Linked DNA regions of Homo sapiens: all the other regions are linked to region 2. A link is a contact called in ENCODE Hi-C or POLR2A ChIA-PET data. All regions are on one chromosome and are shown on one strand. The core of a region is the stretch at or near the end of the contact, and the rest is flanking DNA. Distances in the headings are between cores, read along the strand shown. Region 1 overlaps LINC02015 (long intergenic non-protein coding RNA 2015). Region 2 has its middle 86 kb from the start of TBL1XR1-AS1. Region 3 has its middle 35 kb from the start of LINC02015.

Region 1 (2,700 bases), core at 91-2,590, 880 kb after region 2:
GGCTTCAGTGACCTATATGATCTGTTACTCCAGCCTGGGTGACAGAGAGAGACACTATCTTTAAAAAAATTAATAGAGGCTGGGTGCGGTGGCTTGTGCCTGTAATCCTAACACTTTGGGAGGCCAAGGTGGGCGGATCACTTGAGATCGGGAGTTTGAGACCAGCCTGGCCAACATGGTGAAACTCTGTCACTTCTAAACATACAAAAATTAGCTGGGCAAGGTGGCATACGCCTGTAATCCCAGCTACTTGGGAGGCTGAGGCAGGAGAATTGGTTCAATGTGGGAGGTGGAGGTTGCAGTGAGCCGAGATCACGCCACCTCATTCCAGCCTGGGCAACATTGAGCGAGACTCCATCTCAAAACAAACAAACAAACAAACAAACAAAGTTCAAAGTAGATAGTGATGATGAGAGGTACACGTGTGGTGTTAAAAGTAGCTCCCCATTTATATCTTACCGCATTCTGTGGACCACCCCACAGAAGATATTGTAACAAATAAAATCTTTATACTTTCTAACATATTAACTCTTTTAATTTCTTAATGGTGGCTTTTAAATACTTAATGATTCTTTTATGTGGATTTCAAAAGCCAGACAGTGCAGTATCCATGCATAGCCACCCAGGACTACTAAAGGTCATAGTGGAGAAGACTTGTCATAAATATTATAATCCCATGGATAATTCTGTCCTTTAACTCTGTATGCAACTTAGATCATAAACTTGCAAAGTGGATGCCAAGCCTCATATTAGTTCTTCATCTCAATTTGTCAAAAATTGATTTCACCAAGTTCAGAGAGAGAGAAAATAAAGCACAAATGCACTGTTTTCCTAGAGGGCATGTGCATATTTTCTATACATTCGTTCAACATTATTAAACATTTATTATATTATGGGAATGGTACTGAGCATGGAATTATAACAAAAGTAAATTTTTTAAAATTTTCCTCAAGGAAAATAATTTATTGTTTAGGTGGAGAGACAGATATATAAACGAATAGTTATAGCAATGAGAGAAGTACAGATAGACATTTGTAAGAAGGGAAAAGGCAAGCTCTGCCTAGCAGGATAGAGAAAAGGCCACATTGAACTGGCGTTTGAATTTCCTCTTGAAAGATGTGCATTTTGCCAAGTGGAGATTGTACAATAGGAATGATATTCATCCTGGTTAGGAAATGTTCTTGGAGCACCTCCCAGCCTTTCGGTCTAATATTTCCTGAGTACCTCTCAAGGATTCAGTGTGGGATTAGGTGATGTGGTAATTATAAAGAAATAGAAGCCTTGTTACTCGTCTTCAGAATGTTTACTCATAAGGGGTAGTAAATTTCCCTCCCCACACTTTCAACAGTGATTAAGAGGTCATGACTGTCAGTCCTAAATTGTGTGTCACGTCATAAATTCTGTAGATTAGAGAGCATGATCATGTAATTCACAGCAACCAGGGCAAGCCTCACAGATGGGGTAAGGCCTAATCTGTTCCTTGGAAACTGGGATGAGGTTTGGATGTGGGAGAGAGAATGCTTTAACAGTCAAGCCACAAACCTGTATTGAGGGCCTACCATGTGTCAGGCTCATGAATAAAGAAGCAGCATGGGAGTGGGGAAAAAACTGGGATTGAGGTTACATGTGTTTGTGGAAAAACCTGGCTGGACTAGTGAGTTTGAGGTGAGGGATGGCGGGCAATAAGTATAGAGTGAAACGAGTTTGGGCAAGAAAACTGCAGCTAGATTAAAAGGTGCTCTGAAGGACAGGCAGTGGCTTTTGGGTTTGGCATTTATGAAAATGGGGAGTCACCAAAGGTTTTTGAGTATGGGAGAGAGCTGCTGAAAGAAGTACACAAATAAAAGTAACCTTCTTTAGGGAAGTTACATTGGAACAGCTGGAAGGGCTTGTAGAGATCCCTTTACTCACTACCCCATCTGAATATCCTTCAGATGGCCATCATTTGACTGAAAAGGCAATGAAGGCCCACAGAGGTTATAGGATTTGCTTAAGACAAATAGAGTAATCTTGTCTCCATTTCAGGCTCCTTCTTTTGATCTTAACAGTGTGTGTGTTCTAGGCTGGGTGGATGGACAGTAAAGGGAGTAGGAGCATCGAGGTCCAGGACCAGCCAGGCTGAATGAGAGGGCAAACAGGAAGCAGCCGTGACCCAGATTATGTTACAGCCATAGAATGAGCATATTAGAACTCGTAGAAGACCTAAATGCCATCCAGCCTTATCCTATTGCTTTGCAGAGAGGGACAGTTGAGGGCCCAGAGGGAAAGTGACTCACACAACAGAGCGATCTAATGACCTGACTTTAAGTCCAGCTATTTTCCCTGTGTCCACCTCCCTTCCTCCTTCAGATTCTATGGTTGTGTGGATGGGCTCTATTTTCTGTCCCCAGCTAGTTACCTGTTCATGCACTACACCCCTTGGATCCTCTGTTAAAGAGAGACTTAGTAATTGGGATACCTGCGCTGCCGATGGATTTGCCACATCTATTCTGTTCTCAGGTTGTATGTTGTTTGTGTGTGTGTGCTTGTGTGTGTGCATGTGTGTGTGTGTGTGTGAGAGAGATGTGCTACAAAAAGAAAGCTAAGGGAGGCATGCAGAAGACTGCACCAGAATGAGTTTGTACCTTTATCCAAAAAAGCCACAGTTTCCTTCATTCTTTCTCCTCCCTAGAAGGAGACCAGTTCTTATAGCTGCAGAGA
Region 2 (2,700 bases), core at 86-2,585:
TAGAGCTGCCATAACAGATTACCACAGACTGAGTGGCTTAAACAACACAAATCTGGAGTCCAGAAGCCTAAGATCAAGGTGTTGGCAAGGTGGGTTTCTTCTGGGACCTCTCTCCTTGGCTTGGAGATGGCTTTTTCCTGGGTCTCCACATGTTCTTTTTCTCTGTGTGTCCATGTCCAAATCTCCCCTTCTTATAAGGACACATGTCATATTGAATTAGGGCCCATCTCAATTATTTCATTTAACTTTAATTACCTCTTTAAAGACCCTTATCTCTCAATGCGGTCTCATTCTGGGGTACTGAAGATTAAAACATAAACACATGAATTTGGGGTTAGGGGAATATGCAATTCAACTTCTAGCACCACCACCCACCCGCCCACACACATACACACACTTTATGCCAGACTTTCAGTAAAAATCTGCAAGATACACTGTCTTGGGTAAAAGAAATTGGTGGAAAATTAAAGACAAAGTTGTCTTCCATATATGGAATTAATGACAAAAATAGAAAAGGAAAAAAAATGGCCAGGAGGTGAGATGCAAACAGGGAATAAGAATTTAACAGAAGCAGGAAATCAAGGTTAGGAAAGCAAAGAAAAATGTGCCAGGAACAGTTTAACCCTACCCCCACCACAGAGATACTAGGATTCCCAACCAGATGTGGATTTGGCCTTGAGTGTATTTTGTTTTGTTTGTTGTGACTATTAAATGAATGATAAATCCTAAATCCTGGACATCTTTGGGTGACATGGTGATAACTGGTATGGCAATTTTTCAGTGAATTACCATTAAATCCCAGCCTATCTAATCACAGGTCATGCAACTCATTGCGGTAGAAATGTAGTCCAAATATTCATCTCTTGATTCCCAGCCCAGTTTACCATCCCTCATCATTAAAACAGAACTAGAGAGGATGACAAGGGCTAGAGGTGAAAACAACAGTGGGCCTCTCCTTGGATCCAAGGCAGCACAATGATTCAAAATCAAATGTGTGGCTGCCCAGGAGAGAAATTCAGGTGACTCACAGACGCTCTTTGACTCAGTCCTGTGTAATGGAATTTCAAAACAGGAATAACATTATTACACCTTCCAGCAATTCACAGCCAATATTTGCAATTAAAAATCACCGGGTTCTAGCCTTAAATAAGGCTGTTGAAGAACTTATGCTAATAAATGGCTCTCCTTCGCACTTACAAAATTATTCTAAGCCATTGGGAAAGGTCACTTCTGCTAACAGTGTACAAAAAAAAGATCTTCCCTTTGGTTCTAATTCTGGGTGAATGGCATGCCTGTGGGGCTGACTGACAGGACCCTGTGCCAGCATGGTGCCACATGCCAGCTGGTCAGTACAGCCAAGGAGCATACGTATGCTGGGCCCTGTATCAGCAGTCTCAGCTGGTCACTGACAAGGCAACCATGCTGAAGACATATTTTGCAATTTGGTCACACTAAAATTTGATTGCGTGTGTATGTGTGAGTCCATGTATGTTTAATGATATGAATCAATACAGTTTATTGGCAATTGTTTTTCAGACTGACAATAAGCAACACAAAAGCTCAAATAAATTGTTTCTCATCTCTTTGGAATCATGTGGAGCAAACAGGTGTAAAAAAGGAAAAGGAAAAACAGCCAAAAAAAGAGGACAGGTAAATGAGACATTTTACAGTACATTAAGGTGTGAGGCTGGCACTGCATTCTTACTAAAATACACACACACACAAATTGGGGCCTTATAGAGGAAAGAAAATAAATTTAATCTCCAGCTCGCCCAATGCAAATTCAAGGCATTCCATTCTTACTGTTCACTCCCAAAAGCTACAATCTGGCCAGTAGGACAAGAATTATGCAGGCATAAAAATATGGAGCAAAAATAAGGGAAGAAAATGGGTCCCTGAAAACCTTAAAGAAATGAAATATACTTTAAGAAATATTGGAGGGGTCTGGAAGCAGACACTGGAACAGCAACCAAATCAGTGTTCAGGTATCCAGGAAGCTGTTTGGGGTGGGAGGGAGTAAGGCTTACGAGGGCGGCCTGACCCCCAGGACGCCACGGGTCGAGTCGAGGAGTTAATGCAGGATGTTGCTGACCAGCAAGAACTTGCAGAGGAGATTTTAACAACGATTTCAAGACCTGCAGGGTCTGGAAGAGTTTGACAAGAATGAGCTCATAGCGGAATTAGAAGAACTCATCTCACTTCAAAGCCATAGGGCTGCATCACTGCTTCCTCTACAGAGTCTGCACAGGGGAGGGGAAAACTGGCCGGGGCAGGGGGCAGTAAGCAGAGCAGCAGATGCCTGCTGTTTATGATGTTGAATTATATAAAATAAACTGTATTTGCAAATCCAACATTTAGCTTCTGGGCTAGATATCATAACTTCACTGCTGAATCCTCAATGGAAAGAGCCACTTGTTTGCACTTGAAGGTGTCTGAAAATGTCATCTCTGTCCTTTTAAGACAGGCAACTTGTTCCACGTTTCTCTGTCAGACTTGTATGGTACTGGAAGAAAAGCCATTTTTTAAAAGTCATAGACCTTCCCTTGTCCTTAGCTGTAATAATACATCTGATTTTGGTTTCCTAAAGAGTTGTATTTCTCTTCAACCCTGTATGTACCTCTCTTGCCCACTCCTCATTCCCACTCCACTGGTCTTTCGGAGTTTGTGATTCTTATTTGAAATTGACAATATTCTCTTGAG
Region 3 (2,700 bases), core at 97-2,596, 830 kb after region 2:
TATTTAAGGGTAAAGGGGCTTGATGTATTCAACTTCCATATGGCTTAGAAAAAACATATCATATATAATATCTTATGTATTTTAATATCTATTTATTAGATTATGTAATATGTGTTGTATAATATAAAATTTTATTTATGTAGATAGAGATGAGATGGAGAGTGCAAATGATAAAGCAAATAGGGTAAATATTAACAGATAAATCTGAGTAAATAGTATGTCAGTGTTCTTTGTACTATTCTTATTCTTGCCAATTTTTGTAAGTTTGAAATTATTTACAAGCAAAAGGCTTTTTAAAAAGGGAGTGAAAGAATGAGAGAGAGAGAGAGAGAGAGAGAGAGAATCTGTGTACCAGTGATGATTATTATAGTTCAAAATCTGACTATTTTACTAGCTGTGGGATCTTTAACAAGCTAATTGCTCTGTGCCTCAGTTTCCTTAACTGGAAAATTAAAATGATAGTACCTGCCCTATGGGGGCAGGTGTTTATCATAATTATGGTTCTAATTTTGTCTGTTGCCTAGGCTGGAGTGCAGTGGAACGATTTCGGCTCACTGCAGCCTTGACCTCCCAGGCTCCAGTGATCCTCTCACCTCAACCTCTGAAGTAGCTGGGACTACAGATGCTCACCACTACGCCTGGCTAATCTTTGCATTTTTTGTTGAGACAGGGTTTGCCATGTTGCCTGGGCTGGTCTGGAACTCCTGAGCTCAAGCAATTCACCCCAGCCTCTCAAAGTGCTGGGATTACAGGCATGCGCCACTGTGCCCAGCCCAGGCTGTTTATTATTGTTGACTCAAATGTCTTTATTTTGTTAAAGAGATACCTTAGCTGTGGGAGATAAATTAGGAACTAGGGTAAAGCTTGGGGTTTGAGGCACCTAGCAGGATCTGAGGCAGGTCTCTAGTTGACGACGGAATGTGCATGAGATACCGCTGGGAGGAGGATCATTCAGATCATTCATATCCCAAATTCAAAGATTTGGAGCTGCAGTCAGAGGCGATAGTGAAGAGTGAGCATGCATAAATACCCACTATGAATCCCGCAGAGCTGATGGTGACTCTGCTAATTATTCAGTAAGAGATTCTGAGACTCAGGAGCCTGGTGATTTTTCTAGAAAATAAAATTCAAGAGGACCAGAGTCTTTGGGTGAGGGGAGAGTGTTTCCCAATAATAAAAGCAGCAGCGAAAATAACAAATTTGATGCTTGGAAATAGGACAATTATAAATAAACCTGGTACAAGTTCTCCAAAAACAGAGATTGCCTTGTGAAAAATTCTGTCAGTTAGCAGGATGCTTAAATGACAGTATCAGGCAAGAGGAGAAGAATGTTGGCAGCGTGTGGGAGAGGTTGAAGGCCACTCCTGCCGTGCCTACGTTGGTTTCCTAATTTGGGTTGTTTCTCTCACAAGTTCCTTATTTGAAGACAGCTTGGACAGTGTTATGATTAGAAACATAATCCATTCCACATGTCCCTGGAAGCCTGAGAGGCCCAATTGCAAGGTTTTTAGGGATGAATGCCAAGGAGGCCCCCTGGAAATCTGTGACCCTGGAGCAAGTCACAGTTCATCTGGCCAGACTTGAATAGTGGCTCTTAGTGGGGGCCAGGGCAGGGTCTTGACAGACCTCCTTTACTTCTCCCCTCTGTTCTGATCTCCCTCATGACTGGGGGAGAGGGAGGAGGAGAAAGAGAGCTTGTTTGTGACCAAGGAGATGAGGCAGCAGGGAGGAGGGGCAGGTTTCTTGTGTCCTTTCTCTTTCTGCTGACTGCCCCGCTTCATCCCTGAACTTTTCAGCTGCTGTGTTATTTTTCTGCAATAGAACAACCCTAACCTCACCTCATCAGAGAGGTGTGCCGAGGAAGAGGCCCAGTCTTAAGCCGAAATTCGTCAGCTCTGCTACTTACTTGCTTAACCACTTTGAACCTGTTTTCTCAGCTGCAAAATGGGATAATTCCTTCCAGGGCCGTTGTGAGGGTTTTGAAAGGAGGTAATGTGCATTAAAAGTCTAGGACCAGGCCTGGCTTTGGAAGGTGCCCAGTGGATGGTCATCAGCATTATTCTGATTCTCGCCTGAGTAGAGGTGTGGCTCGCCCTCTCTAACTCAGTGTCTGGTGCTCCTAGGTCCTATCACAGCTCTGTAGTTATAAGTCCATCCTGAAAGTCCATCACCTGGATAGTATCTACTTACCCTTACCCCTTTTCTTTATGGCTTTAATGATACTAATGCTAAAACTTGCCTTTCCTTTAACCCTCTGGAATAGCAAGCCAAGCTGAACCTGCTCGTTTCTAACATAATTAATAGTCCGCATTTTGGTGGTAGGCCTCCGCTTAAATTATGTAGTTAAATCATACTCATACCTGATTTACACTTCTTGCTATAGCCATAGGAACAGCTTCACTTCTTTTTCTAGGAGTCAGACTGACCACTCCTGAGCCGATGAGAAACTCAAAGGTTTTTTCAGGGTTTATTACATCTGATGATTACGTATATATATATATATTCATTTTCAGATAAAACCAGATCTTGTTGAGATAGCTGTTTTCATGTTTCCCAGTTGAGCCTAAAGTCTTAATAGTTTGGGTGAATTATTTTTCATCTTCCTCTTACCCTATGCAACAATATGAAGCACTGTGAGTTTCTGTCTGATTTGAAATATGGATAAAATACCCTCTTATCAACTGCTAGTCAGAAGTGTAG

The links. A loop is a pair of places that touch in the nucleus more often than their neighbours do. ChIA-PET counts read pairs that join two places held with the same protein, here RNA polymerase II (POLR2A). Pooled maps may share reads with other maps.
Region 1: a map of gastrocnemius medialis shows a loop between it and region 2 (4-fold over the local background). The contact joins two enhancer-like sites. A Hi-C loop is called at or near these places in 1 of 168 maps with a recorded cell type or tissue (gastrocnemius medialis) and 1 of 50 pooled maps. POLR2A ChIA-PET finds 5 or more read pairs at or near these places in 2 of 52 experiments (BJ and activated T-cell).
Region 3: a map of gastrocnemius medialis shows a loop between it and region 2 (9-fold over the local background). The contact joins two enhancer-like sites. A Hi-C loop is called at or near these places in 2 of 168 maps with a recorded cell type or tissue (K562 and gastrocnemius medialis), 1 of 37 single-sample maps with no recorded cell type and 3 of 50 pooled maps. POLR2A ChIA-PET finds 5 or more read pairs at or near these places in 1 of 52 experiments (AG04450).

What each region holds. Positions count from the first base shown.
Region 1 is chr3:177,829,316-177,832,015 of GRCh38, forward strand. All of the region lies in intron 1 of LINC02015 (long intergenic non-protein coding RNA 2015), which reads left to right. Among named protein-coding and RNA genes, the nearest start is that of LINC02015, 14 kb to the left of the region's middle. Within about 2 kb of position 1,341, at least 5 of the 41 ENCODE cell types and tissues checked have a DNase peak (open chromatin) inside an H3K27ac peak, as active enhancers do; they include gastrocnemius medialis, where a contact is called at or near this core.
Region 2 is chr3:176,949,981-176,952,680 of GRCh38, forward strand. No RefSeq gene overlaps it. Among named protein-coding and RNA genes, the nearest start is that of TBL1XR1-AS1, 86 kb to the right of the region's middle. Within about 2 kb of position 1,336, at least 6 of the 41 ENCODE cell types and tissues checked have a DNase peak (open chromatin) inside an H3K27ac peak, as active enhancers do; they include gastrocnemius medialis, where a contact is called at or near this core.
Region 3 is chr3:177,780,390-177,783,089 of GRCh38, forward strand. No RefSeq gene overlaps it. Among named protein-coding and RNA genes, the nearest start is that of LINC02015, 35 kb to the right of the region's middle. Within about 2 kb of position 1,347, at least 14 of the 41 ENCODE cell types and tissues checked have a DNase peak (open chromatin) inside an H3K27ac peak, as active enhancers do; they include gastrocnemius medialis, where a contact is called at or near this core.